2 separate regions of the Mus musculus genome follow, and region 2 is linked to region 1. A link is a contact called in ENCODE Hi-C or POLR2A ChIA-PET data. All regions are on one chromosome and are shown on one strand. Each heading gives the region's core, a stretch centred on a gene start or an enhancer-like site at or near the end of the contact. The rest is flanking DNA. Distances are from core to core; before and after follow the strand shown.

Region 1 (5,991 bases), core at 1,521-4,020:
CAGGGATCTGCAAAATGGGCAGTATCCAGAACACCGAGAACATGATGTAAGAGGTCAAACAGGGCTGGGGAGAGGCTCAGTGCGTAAGAGCACTTGCTGGGCGAGCGCGGGGACCTGGGTCTGAGCATGCAGCACTCACATCAAGAAGTCAGGCACACGTGACCATGCACACGTGACCTCAGCACTGGGAGGAAGGTGGCTGTGTACACCGCCCATCATGGGAGCTTGAAAGCCAGTCAGCCTTGCCAGAACAAGCTCCAGGTTCACTGTAAGCCCCTGTTTGGGGACTGAAGAAATGGCTTAGTAATGGAGAGCTTGGTAGAGGACCCAAGTTCAGTTCCTAGCACCCATGTCAAATGGGTCCTATGCCTCTTGCCTCTGTGGGCAACACGCACTGACACCACATACACATAAGAAAACAAATCTTTGTAAAAGAGATCCTGCCTCCAGGGCGTATACTTTTCTGCTGGTGTCTATGTTTGACACTTGCACATGTACACCCAAGACTGTCATTTCACGTTTTAAAAAAAAGTGAGTTAAGCCAGTGGTGGTTCACCTTTAATCCCAGCACTTGGGAGACAGAGGCAGGTCGATCTCTGTGGTTAAGGCCAGCCTGGTCTACAGAATGAGTTCCAGGTAGTTTAAATGGGGGCCTGATATACTGTGCACATACAAGTATCAGTATCCAATGCACTCACACAGAATGGAAAAGGACCAGCCACAGTGCCTGCCTCTGAAAAGACTGAACAAGTGTGACCTTTTGTGTTTCGTATGTTTCTGAATTGATGCAATATAATAAGATTCAAGTATGGTATTTGGCTAATACATCCACCAACAAGAACTAAGAGACAAACAGAACATTCTACCCTTGGTATCTACCCAGGCTGCCTTCCTCTGTCCCTCAGTATCAGGTGTACAGTCATGGCAGACTGCTAAGAACTATGGTATCTAGGCTGGCCTCAGACTCACAGCAATCTTTCTGCCTCAGCCTCTCACGTATGGGAATTAAAGATGTGTGCCACCATGCCTGGCTTGTTTCCCTGTATCTTGAAGCAGGCACTACACTAATGGCAGACCATATGCACATTCTACAGAAAACAAGCCTGAAGCTACAGGGCTGTGTGTGTGTGTGTGTGTGTGTGTGTGAGCTAGCACCCTTTAGTCTAATCCTCTACCTAGTTGGAGAGAGAGCCCTATGCCCCTTGTTCCTGGTCCTTCGCACATCTCCAGAAGCCCCTCAGAAGCCAGGCGAGCCTGTGAGAACTGACCTGGTACTCTTCTTCAGTAAGACCCTCAGCCAGGGCATGTTGGCGCAGCTGGTCAGGGTCCTGGGCACGGAAGAGGCGGCTAAGCAGGGCATAGATGTAGGGGGCTTCAGGGGATGTCTGGAGCAGCACTGCCAGGCCCCCATACCAAGCAGCTCTAGACAGGTGATGGGCATAGAGGCGCTCTGTGGGTGACAGCAGGCGGAATGCCTCCCTGCAGTCCAGGCTAGACACACCAATGTCATTGGGCAGGATGTACTGGGTATCTGCCATGAGCCCTGCAAGAACACATCACAGTCATCTCAGAGAGCGCAGCATCTTCGCGGCTGCTCTGAAAGCTCATGAGCTAACTAACTTCTTCCATCCAGAAGTCCAGGAGGGAGTAATCCAGTCGCATCCATTCACCTGAAATGCTGGGATTCAAAGACTCAAATACTTGCGGGCCAGCTTTGGCCTGTGGCCTCTCAGACTTAAAATCTGAATCCAATCACTTCATATTACAGATGAGGACACTAAGGCCCAGGATGCCAAGTGTACGAAGGAAGAACCGGCAGAACACAGCCTCATTACTAGACTCCCAGCCCCAGCCACTCCCTGCCTCATCTCCACCTTCTCAGATGTCCTAGTCTCTGTTCAGAATTTCCCAACACCTCTAGCTCATCACAACTGCTGACAAAGGCTTCATGCTGGATATCCACCCCACCGTCCCAACCCCGCTCCACCAAAAGGTCTAAAACCCAGGGCAGCCGCTTCACCTCCCTGCACTGCTCTTTGCTCCTCTGCAACACTGACTGTGAGTATGACACCAAGCTCAACAGCTGGGTATGAAATCCAGGACAGGGATGTGACCCAGTTGGTAGAGTTTGTCTAACCAACAACCAGGCCCAGGGTCAGATTCCAAGGTCAGTCTGGGGTACATAAAACCTTGTCAAAAAATAAATCAAAAACAGCAATGATATTTTGTCCCAGCTTTTCCCTCCTAGCATCTGCCCCAGTCTCATGTCTTTCTTCAGCCCTTCACTATCCTGTTTTCTTCTGTTGCTCTGTTGGGAAGCCATATAAGGGCACAACCCATTTTCCAGATAGGAACCATATGACATTTGGAAAGCAAGCAACTTATCCAAAGCTTTTCAGCTCAGTTGGGACCCAAGGAATTCCGAACCCACCACATTCTCCACGCTCCGCCCCTGGCTAAGGACACGTTTCCACCCTCTGTACTCCTTATTTGCGCGGCTCCGCCCCATCTACCCCTTCGCTCGGAAAGAGGTGTTAACTCTTTACTGCCTGGAAATTCTCCTTGCCCAAAAGCTGGGAGAGATTTGGAAGAGGCACTGAAGGGTGGACAGAAAGGGGATGATCTTGCATGCACAGCCAGGCCTCGCTCTGATCTCCTGAAGATGACACACCGTGACCCCAAAACCAAGGCGCTGTACCTCACCTGCTGCAGCTGCTCCGTTCGCAAACTCACTTCCTGCTTCCGGCTCCCCGCCCCATTCATTGGGACACAAGCCCCGCCCCTACCGACCCGTAGTCGCCCCAGGGATCAGACGGACAGCAGCTACAGCCAGTAGAAGAACCGAAGACAGTTCCTCCCCTCATCTTCTCCCCGCCCCCAAGCGCTACGGGTGGTGCCTGCCTTGCAAGGACCGCGAGGCCTTGGCCTTTTGTCTGCTGGCCCTCACTGCACAGAGGCGTGGCGTAGGGCGATGTTTGGTGAAAAAGTTTGAGTTTCTCAGTACCCCGCGTGGCTGCTGTCGGGTACCGACAGAGGGGACTGACAAGGTCCCCAAACGTGAGAGTTCCTATACATCGGGAGCCTCCACACATGTAGCTGGGAGCCTGCTCTCTTTGGGGTTTCACCTCCAGTGTCCCTACCCTGGATTTGGCAGTTAGGAACCTCCACTTAGAGAAGACTATAATAATGTGGACCCCCTCCTCCCTGGATTTAGGATTTGGAGATGCTATTTGGAGACTACGAAGCTCTTACAAAGAGTGTATGTAGGCTGTGCGAATAGTAGTCCCATCCACCAGTAGTCCCAGGGGTGCAGAAAAATGCTACAGGTGCTCCACTGGGTCGCCATGGAAGCCATCCTTAAAACATTGGGAACCCCAGTTTCCTCAACGCACTTGAAGTCGAGGCCAGCTAGTAGCTGGCACTTTCTTAGTGTGACCACTTGCCAGCTAGAATAGAAAAGCGGTCTCCAGTGACATTGACTGGAGGGCAGCCCAGGATGCAGACAAGCATGTTGTTTACTCTTGGTAGTCAGGGAGGAGTCTTTCTGGGTGACCCATGGCTCTTGCAAGTACTTGCTGACCAGATGTGGTAAGCACTGCAAAGAGCTGGGGCCTGACTTAGGCTGTCTAGGGTTCAATCAGATGTCTGTCTCCTACCAGCTGTGTGACTTTAGATAGCTCACTTCTCTTACTCTGGAACACTGTCAGCTTTACTTCAGGACTAAGTCTACCCAAGGGATGGGCAGCCATCAAGAGGTAGTGCTGTCCCCTAGAGTTGTGTAGGAGGTAGTGTTTCGGGACTGAAATCCAACACACCTTCCTTACCTTGCCTATTTAGAGGGGCCAGAGCAACCATGTGCTTAAGGCCAGCCTTGTCACCACAGCGCTAGTAGCTCTTGGTTCTGATTGGTGAGTGTCATTATAAGGGGGAATTCTGTAAAAATGTGTCCCGAGGAAAGTCCTCTTCTTTCCTTTTGCCTGTTCTCATTGTTTCTAGACGAGGTATAAAGTTGTCTGACTGAGACCCAGTTGAAATGTAAGTGTAACCAGATAGGAAAATAAGGGCTATCCATAGCCACCAAGGGCAAATTCAGGCAAGTGAAGGATCCCAGGGCCCAAGACCCCCAACCAAGCTGCATGGTGTCGTGTTATAACCGCAGTCAACAGGAGTGCATGTTAAATGAAGTCCTTTACCAGCGGCTTGCCATATAGAATTTCATTTAATTCTTGCAAAAACCCTGAGATAACATATCACTGTTGTACCAATTGCACAGGTGAGAGGACCTTTGATTTTATAAGACCTTCCACTATACAGTTTCCACTCCTGCAGCAACACACACACAACACACATTTTCTCTCTCTCTCTCTCTCCTTCTCTTTCTCCTCTCTCTTTTTCACACACACATTCTCTCTCTCCTTCTTTCTCTCACTCACACATATTCTCTCTTCCCCCCACCTCTCTCTCACACGCACACACACACACACCCCACATTCTGTTTTAATGGGTCATGGCTTTTCTGTACGTTTGCATCCATCTGGTAATGAAAATACTTTTTGTTTTTGTTTGTTTGAGACAGGGTCTTGCCATGTAGCCCAGGCTAGCATTGAACACAGCCCTCCTTCCTTAAAGCCTACCAAAACGCTGGAATTACCAGCACATGCCACCATGCTTGGCTTTAGAGATTGTCATTCCATTGAACAATCCTGGAATCTGAAGCTCCGAGCTCTGGCTTCTACCACCAGCCTGAGTTCTTCCTAGAGCCCAGTCAAGTACGTTTTGTTGGTTCTTTCTCCCAGAGTCTGAGATTCAACACCAGAAATGAGATCGGAATGTGTTCCCGTGCCTGGACCCCAACATGATTGTTAGCAAGAACTGGGTAGAGTTCCATTTCCAGTGTTTCGTGGAAGGGTTGAAATATCCCCAACAGTTCTGCCATGCTTCGCACTGTAGCCATATGACACTTTGACTACCCTTTGGTGGCTCCCTATCAACAGCCCATCTGGTCTTTATGGCCTCAACCAGCAGCTGTGTGGCTTTAGGTACACTCCTGTGGAATCTTCGTCTCCCTGAGGCTCTGGCTTCTGTCTTGCTCTAAGGACATCAGTCCTACACTCAGAGCCACTTCCTTTTTTTCCCCTCTCTATTTTGTCTACCAGTTTTCCTGGTTTAGTTTTCCTTGTATGGTCAGGGGAAAACCCCATCTTAGCCCTTGGCTCAAAGGAAGCCCTGGCTCACACAGGAGGCACAGGGAGGGACTCATCACTAACTTCACTCTCATAGTCACCAAGGCCCACCAGGTCCCAGCCTAACCCTGGTCCCTTCTCCTTTTTTCTGCTGACCTGCATGTTGGCTGTGAAGCCTTCTCCCTGCCGTCTTATGTTAGTTCCCTCACCCAGGCTGCCCTCCATACTCCATCCTATCTCTACAGTGTCTGCCATTCATTCGCACAGCAACCCCAGCAGGTACAGATGGCCAGCAGGATGTTGTAATCCTAGTCTGGCAATAGTCCCCTAGGTCCCTCCTCTGACCGGAAGCCCTTGCTCATCGCCGGGGCTCTTATGACCCTAGGCACTGGTTGAGTGGATAGCTATCTCTCTGTTTCTCAGCTTTCCCAGGAAACAGACCCTAACCTGCCTTGCCTCGGTCTTGCCCAGCCTTAGTATGATCTGAGAGGGGCGGTTGTGGCTTTCAATAACAGCTTCCAGCTAGGTTATAATTCTCGCTCTAAGAACCCAAGTAGGGCCAATCTCCTTTCCCAGATCACTGGATTAAATAACAACATCTTGGGGAAGCAGAGCCCTGGTGCCGTGGATGCAGCTGTGGTTCCTGTTAGGCTGGGTGGGGCACGCAGTGAACATTCAGCAGTGGTAGCCCTTGTTTCAGAGACGGTGCTGGGGAGCAATGAGCTGCCCATAAATGAGGGTCTGAATTCACCATTATGCATAGCCACACCCCGTGCTCCCCTTAATCTGTTTCTCCACCCCTGCTTCT
Region 2 (5,991 bases), core at 2,284-4,783, 34 kb after region 1:
AGAGATGTTGCCTCAAAAGGTGACCTCCACATTCACACAAGCACCTGCACACATATGTGCATCCACACACATATGGACATGCACATATATATTTATACCACCATATGCAGCATGAAATATTAAAAATCAATCCACACTATCACCGGCAAGGCACCAGTCTGTTCTCATCGTCTGGAGACTCTCTGTCCCGGAACTCTGAAATCTCTCCACCGAGTTGGCTAGGCTCCCATGGTGGATCCTTGCCATGCCAACCCCACACTTCAAATTCCCAAAGCTGGCTGGGGTGCCCTGCCACTGTACCTTTTCTATGGAACTCAGTTGAGTCACCGCATGAAGGAAAACACCACACAATTTTAGTTTAGAATCAAAAAGCAACAAGATCACTGGGTGCAACATCTAGTATCCTAATGTGTAAGCCATTCTAAGTTAAATCCTCTGGTAGTGGACTCCAACAGATCCGACACCTAAACCGGGTGTGTGTGTGTGTGTGTGTGTGTGTGTGTGTGTGTCTGCTACCTACATCTTGACTCCATCATCCTTCCCATCCAAAAAGCAGTATCTTTCATCCACACACATATGGATATACATACATATATATATATATATATATATATATATATATATATATATATATATATATATATATATATTATCACCATACACATACATATGTCAAAAAAAAGGAAAGGAAGGGGGACAGAAAGAAAAGGGGAAACAGTTCAACCTGCCATGCAGTAGGAAAACTTAAATCAGATCTCCAGCACCCATGTTAAAACCTGGGACCAATGTAAAAATCACTGGACACAGCAGTTTACGTCTGTAACCCCAGTACTGGGTGTCCAGCAGGGACAGAGAGATCCTTCAATTGTCCTGCCACATGAGTTAAATTGATGAGTTCCAAGTTCATGAAAGATCCTGTCTCTAAGATAAGATGGAGCATGATCAAGGAAGATATCCAGTGTCAGCTTGTAGCCCCCACACTAACAAGCACGTGAGCACCTGCACAATTACATGCACACTGGTAAATAAACTCATTTCCCACACACCACAGGGAGTGGAGGAAGAGGGAAAAATTGACTGGTAGAATTTTTCAGTGGTACAAGTGCTCATAAGTCCCCCACACTCCTGCAAGTAACTCCAAGAAACTCATTAATTCTCAAGCTAGACTTGCCATAATTTTTTTTAATGTGGTGATTCCCTCTCCATATGAGGAAAATAGACATTTCTTTTATGCCTCATTAGAAAAGTCACTGGTATCATACCAGTTGCCAGCCTGGTCTACAAAGTCAGTTTCTAGGAAAGCCAGGGCTACACAGAGAAACCCTGTGTCAAAAGAAGAAGAGGAGGAGAGTAGGAGAAGGGGGGGGAAGAAGAGGATGAGGAGAGGAGAGGATGTGGAAGAAGAGAAGAAGGAAGAGGATGGTGATGAAGAAGATGAGGAGGAGGAGAAGGGAGAGGAAGATGAGGAGGAAGAAAGAGGAGAGGAGGAGGGGGGAAGAAGAAGGAGGAGAAGGGGAAGGGGAAGGAAAAGAAGAAGAAGAAAGTCATTCAATATGGGGTCTACCTTCTTTCTTTCACAGAGATCCTCTGATGGGATGGATTCTCTATTTTGGTATAGCACCACAGAGAGCCCCAGCATGTCAGTTGTCCTTGCCCCAGCTTACAGAGTTATGCAGGGAGGATGCAAGGGACGTTTCAGGAGCTTGAAGCTGCTGAGACCCCTTTCTACCAAGCAGTTAGCTCCTGTGGCAGGGGTGTCTCTTAGGGCGACATACTGCTCCCACCACCACCACAGCACTGGCTCAGGGATTTCACTGGGCACAGAAGATGGAGATAAAAATGAGGCCTTTAGATCCTTACACAAAGGACCTGACTTTCTTTGCCAGCAGGTTGTAGGGAAGTTCAAGTCTACAAACATTTTCAAAAACAGTGGTGGGATGGGGTTAGGAGATGGTTCAGTGATTAAAGTGTTTCCTGAAAAAGAGTCAGGGCCAGAGGCTGGGTCTTAAGAAACCCAGGTAAATGCCATCTGGGCATGGTGACATCCCTGTAGTTCCAGGCCAGCATAAGAACTCCAGAGCAAGCTGGTTAACAAGATGAACCACTGGCAAGCTCTTAGTTTGAGTAAGAGACCCCACCTCAGAAGGGCAATGGAAGAGGATCTTAACATCAGCCTCGGCCCTTCTCGTGTGTGTACACATGTGCAAATCCACACACACATTCACCCACACACACGCAAAAACGTACATTGCACACACAAGGAAATGGTAGAGGAAAGAAAAAAATGGAGGTTTGTGAGAGGCGGTTTAGAGGAAGATGATAGAATTTGAAGTGGTATGCTACATAATAGGCTGCCTGGTTGTCTGGAGAGGAATTATTTTTTAAAAAGGAAAAGAAAAGGAAAAAAAAAAGAAAAAAGAAACTGGAGAATTCCCCTCGAATCTGAAGGATCGCAAACAGTGAGTTAGTGGATAGTTCCTTCGAAGTAGTCTCAGTCTGGAGACTGGATCAGAGAACTTTATATCCTGAACTGTTGGAGAAAATAATGGAGCATTCAACCTACAGTTATTGGAGCTTTGCAGCCACGTGTGGTCAGGAAGAGTCTGTGAGTCAAAGAGTCCTACCAAGGCCATTGCTACTACCCTAAAGTGCCTAGATACACAAGATTGCTCTAGGGAGGGATAATAAAGGCTTCAAACACCACCTGGCTCAAATACCATTCCCTAAAACGCAAGTAATAATCAGGAATCCTGGACAGAATAGAGCGGGATGCGGAGTTCTGAGACACAAAAAGTCATCTTCCAATGAAAAAATGAAAGACGGGGAAGCAATAAAGTATGCCTAATAAGCTAGTGGAAAATCAGGTTTGACTGGGATGAGAATTCACAAACTTAGCATTTCAAAAGCGCGGGGAAGAGCTTTTCCCTTTGTATAAATAGCGGTAAATGCCTTCTTGGTTCAACGTGTGTTACTGAGCTGTCACAACAATTCTGAAAGGTACCTATAATATTCGCGGTGTCAAAGATTTTCATAGGTAACAGAAACAGTAGCCTAATCCTAGCTCTAACTCTTTGTCTAGCTATGAATCAGGTTCATAGCCAGCAAGAGCAGCAGTCTGCCATTTCATTTCCCGTCTATAATCATATTGCCTTCCATGAAAAACCACATGAGGAAACAAAAGACTCAAGGGATTTTGCATAACTTGCTCCATATCAAACGCTAAGATATCACTGTGTCCAGCAGATGGCAACCCAGAACACGGCCAACAGCAGGCGCAGGATAAGGCGCTGAACTACATACCCACAATGCTGTGCGGAGACTCAAAGTCCCGAACTCCTGTTTGGCTGTCTAAGGTGATGCCTGTGCGCACCGCTGAGGGATTGTGTGTACTGAAACCATATAGGTTCTCGTCCTGCCTTCAGAGCGCAAAGTTCAATTAATTCTTAAATTCCGTAATTGGTCTTTAGTTGGAGAGCTGTATGCCTGAAACAAGACTGCTCTTTTTTGGTCTCATTTACCCTAGCCGAACACGAGGGCCCTTCACCTCTGACCCAAAATGGCCGCGCCCAGAGCGTAGTTCTTTGCTTCTCCGAGGCGAGCTAAGATTAAAATCCTACATCATGTCCAAGCTAAGCCGGGCCACTCGGACCCTCAAGAAGCCCGAGGCCGGCGGCGTGATCCGGTCCATCGTGCGAGCAGGCCAAGCTATTCCTGGGCCTCCACTAGGTCCCATCTTGGGTCAGGTGCGGTGTGCGGAACCCGGCCTGGGAGACGTGGGAGAGTGCGCTGGAGCCGGGGAAGTCTCCTTTATAAACGTTGTCTCCACTATTCACACCTTCAGGCCTTATGTCCTTGTATTACTTACGGAGCCTCTTTTGACCTCAGCACCTCTGACCCCCAAGTTGGCTAGTTGCTGATTAAGTGGTACCTTGTGGACGAATTGCCTGGCACCCAAAGCTATAGAACCAGAGTAGAAGAAATATAACAACACACACCCATACCCCCGCCCCCCCCCCCCACACACACAAAGATGAAAGGACAGGGGCTCCTGGTTGGTAGAAAGCCTTCAGCTCCCATACTTAACTTTGTGTATGCGTTCCTTATAGCGAGGTGTCTCTATCAACCAGTTCTGCAAAGAGTTCAACGAGAAGACAAAGGACATCAAAGAAGGCATTCCCCTGCCTACAAAAATTTTTATAAAGGTAGAGAGACCCATTCTCCCATATATTTCCTTGGCCCTTGAAACTAGTCACTCTGGTTGCTTCTCTGACTCTTAACTTGGTTGCTACCTTCCACTTATCATTTAAACAGAAGCCTAGACCATAATTTCTCTGAACTGGCTTGATCCTGCCATATTGTGGTTCTTACCTCTCATCTCACTGGGGCTTCCAGAGGAGATTTGGGCTAGGAATAAAAATGGCAGGGATGTGTGCTGTAGATTTGTTTTTCTGTCTTTTGTGGTGTGCAAGTTGGTGGGAGAAGGAAAGGGACATTAGAAATGTCTTGGACTGGATAGAAAACCAAGAAATTCTCATGTATCTTTGTCTGTTAAGCCCGACAGGACATTTGAGCTCAAGATTGGGCAGCCCACTGTTTCTTACTTTTTGAAGGCAGCTGCTGGGATCGAGAAGGGGGCCCGGCATACAGGTAAGGACTAGAGTGGGCACCTGAGAGTCTGATGTATCCAGAGAAATGTAGTGGCACTTGAAGAATTCTTTGCTCCTTCTTCCCAGGGAAAGAGGTGGCAGGCCTGGTGAGTTTGAAGCACGTATATGAGATTGCCTGTGTCAAAGCTAAGGATGATGCTTTTGCCATGCAAGATGTGCCCCTGTCTTCTGTGGTCCGTTCCATCATTGGCTCTGCCCGTTCCCTGGGCATTCGAGTGGTGAAGGAGTGAGTATCTTGAGAGGAATCCAAGTAAGTTCTTCATTTGGGAGGAAAGCTGAGAAGGCCCATTACAGTGAGGTGGTTGGGCTTTATTTGTTCTTCTTAATTTATAGCCTATGTTAGTTATGCATATTAAGCTTCATTGTGACATTTTCATACATGTCTAGCAGATTCTAGCAGAAGGATATGGGTTGAAGCCTCATCTTGTTTGGAATATATTTCATAAGCACCTGTTCTGTCCTGGACATGGATCTGGGCACTGGCTAGAACCAGGAATGGCCAGTAGTGCCTGGCCACTCTGGAGAAATGTGTAGTCCTAAAGGCCGACCCATACATAGAGGCCTAGACTAGCAGGTGTCAATGTTATAAAATCAATGGATGTCATGCAAGCAGAGAGGAGATTTCCTGCTTTTACCTGATGTGTCATTGAGGACTCTGAGGGAGGTGACATGGAAACTGCCCAGGAAAAGGAGGGTAAGAGAGCGTAAGATTACAAGGAGAGGGAAGGAGCTGAAGCTAAGTTCACTCTGGTCGAGGAGTCTTGTCTAGAGGCATATGGGATGTGGCCTGAGGGAGGGACGAGTCAGAAGGTTCCCTTGTCAAGTAGGAGAGCATTTGCCCCAGAGCGCAGCAGAGACAGGAGCAGGGACAGTCATCACTGGCCGCTTGCTGCTGGTGTCATTCCCTACAGCAAGACTGGCGTCAGTTGTTCCTCACGGGGGTGAGGTTAGAGCACAGTTTTCCTGGATGGTTTAAATCCTTAAAGTATGTAGATTTGTGGCTCAAAGGAAGGCCTAAGAAATCCCAATGGTATAATAGAGGCCACAGGTTAGGTAGGACTTTAAGACAGAGTCAAGGCAGAGGAAGGTAGCGTGTGTGAGTTGTGGTTCCAGGAAGAGAAACCACAGATGAGTAGAGGTATGACAGTTGGAAAGTCCAGGGAGGGGAGTGGACAGGGCAGCTGGGATCTGCGCCAGGACCCGCTCCTCACTGACTGTCTGTCTCCTTCTGTAGCCTCAGTGCAGAAGAACTGGAGGCTTTCCAGAAGGAACGAGCTGTGTTTTTGGCTGCTCAGAAAGAGGCAGATTTGGCAGCCCAGGCAGA

Evidence for each region. Hi-C counts contacts between places; a loop is a spot of excess contacts on that map. ChIA-PET counts read pairs that join two places held with the same protein, here RNA polymerase II (POLR2A).
Region 2: a map of heart shows a loop between it and region 1 (6-fold over the local background). The contact joins the promoter of Mrpl11 here to the promoter of Dpp3 in region 1. A Hi-C loop is called at or near these places in 3 of 37 maps with a recorded cell type or tissue (all heart). POLR2A ChIA-PET finds 5 or more read pairs at or near these places in 4 of 5 experiments (Patski and embryonic stem cell).

Annotation. Positions count from the first base shown.
Region 1 is chr19:4,925,517-4,931,507 of GRCm38, forward strand. It overlaps Dpp3 (dipeptidylpeptidase 3), which reads right to left and starts at 2,771. Exons shown (of 18, transcript NM_133803.2): 1 at 2,704-2,771; 2 at 1,269-1,543. The coding sequence starts at 1,538. It also overlaps a transcript of Peli3 not described here.
Region 2 is chr19:4,958,773-4,964,763 of GRCm38, forward strand. Mrpl11 (mitochondrial ribosomal protein L11) reads left to right here and starts at 3,534. Exons shown (of 5, transcript NM_025553.4): 1 at 3,534-3,743; 2 at 4,107-4,202; 3 at 4,554-4,647; 4 at 4,734-4,893; 5 at 5,902-5,991. The coding sequence starts at 3,621.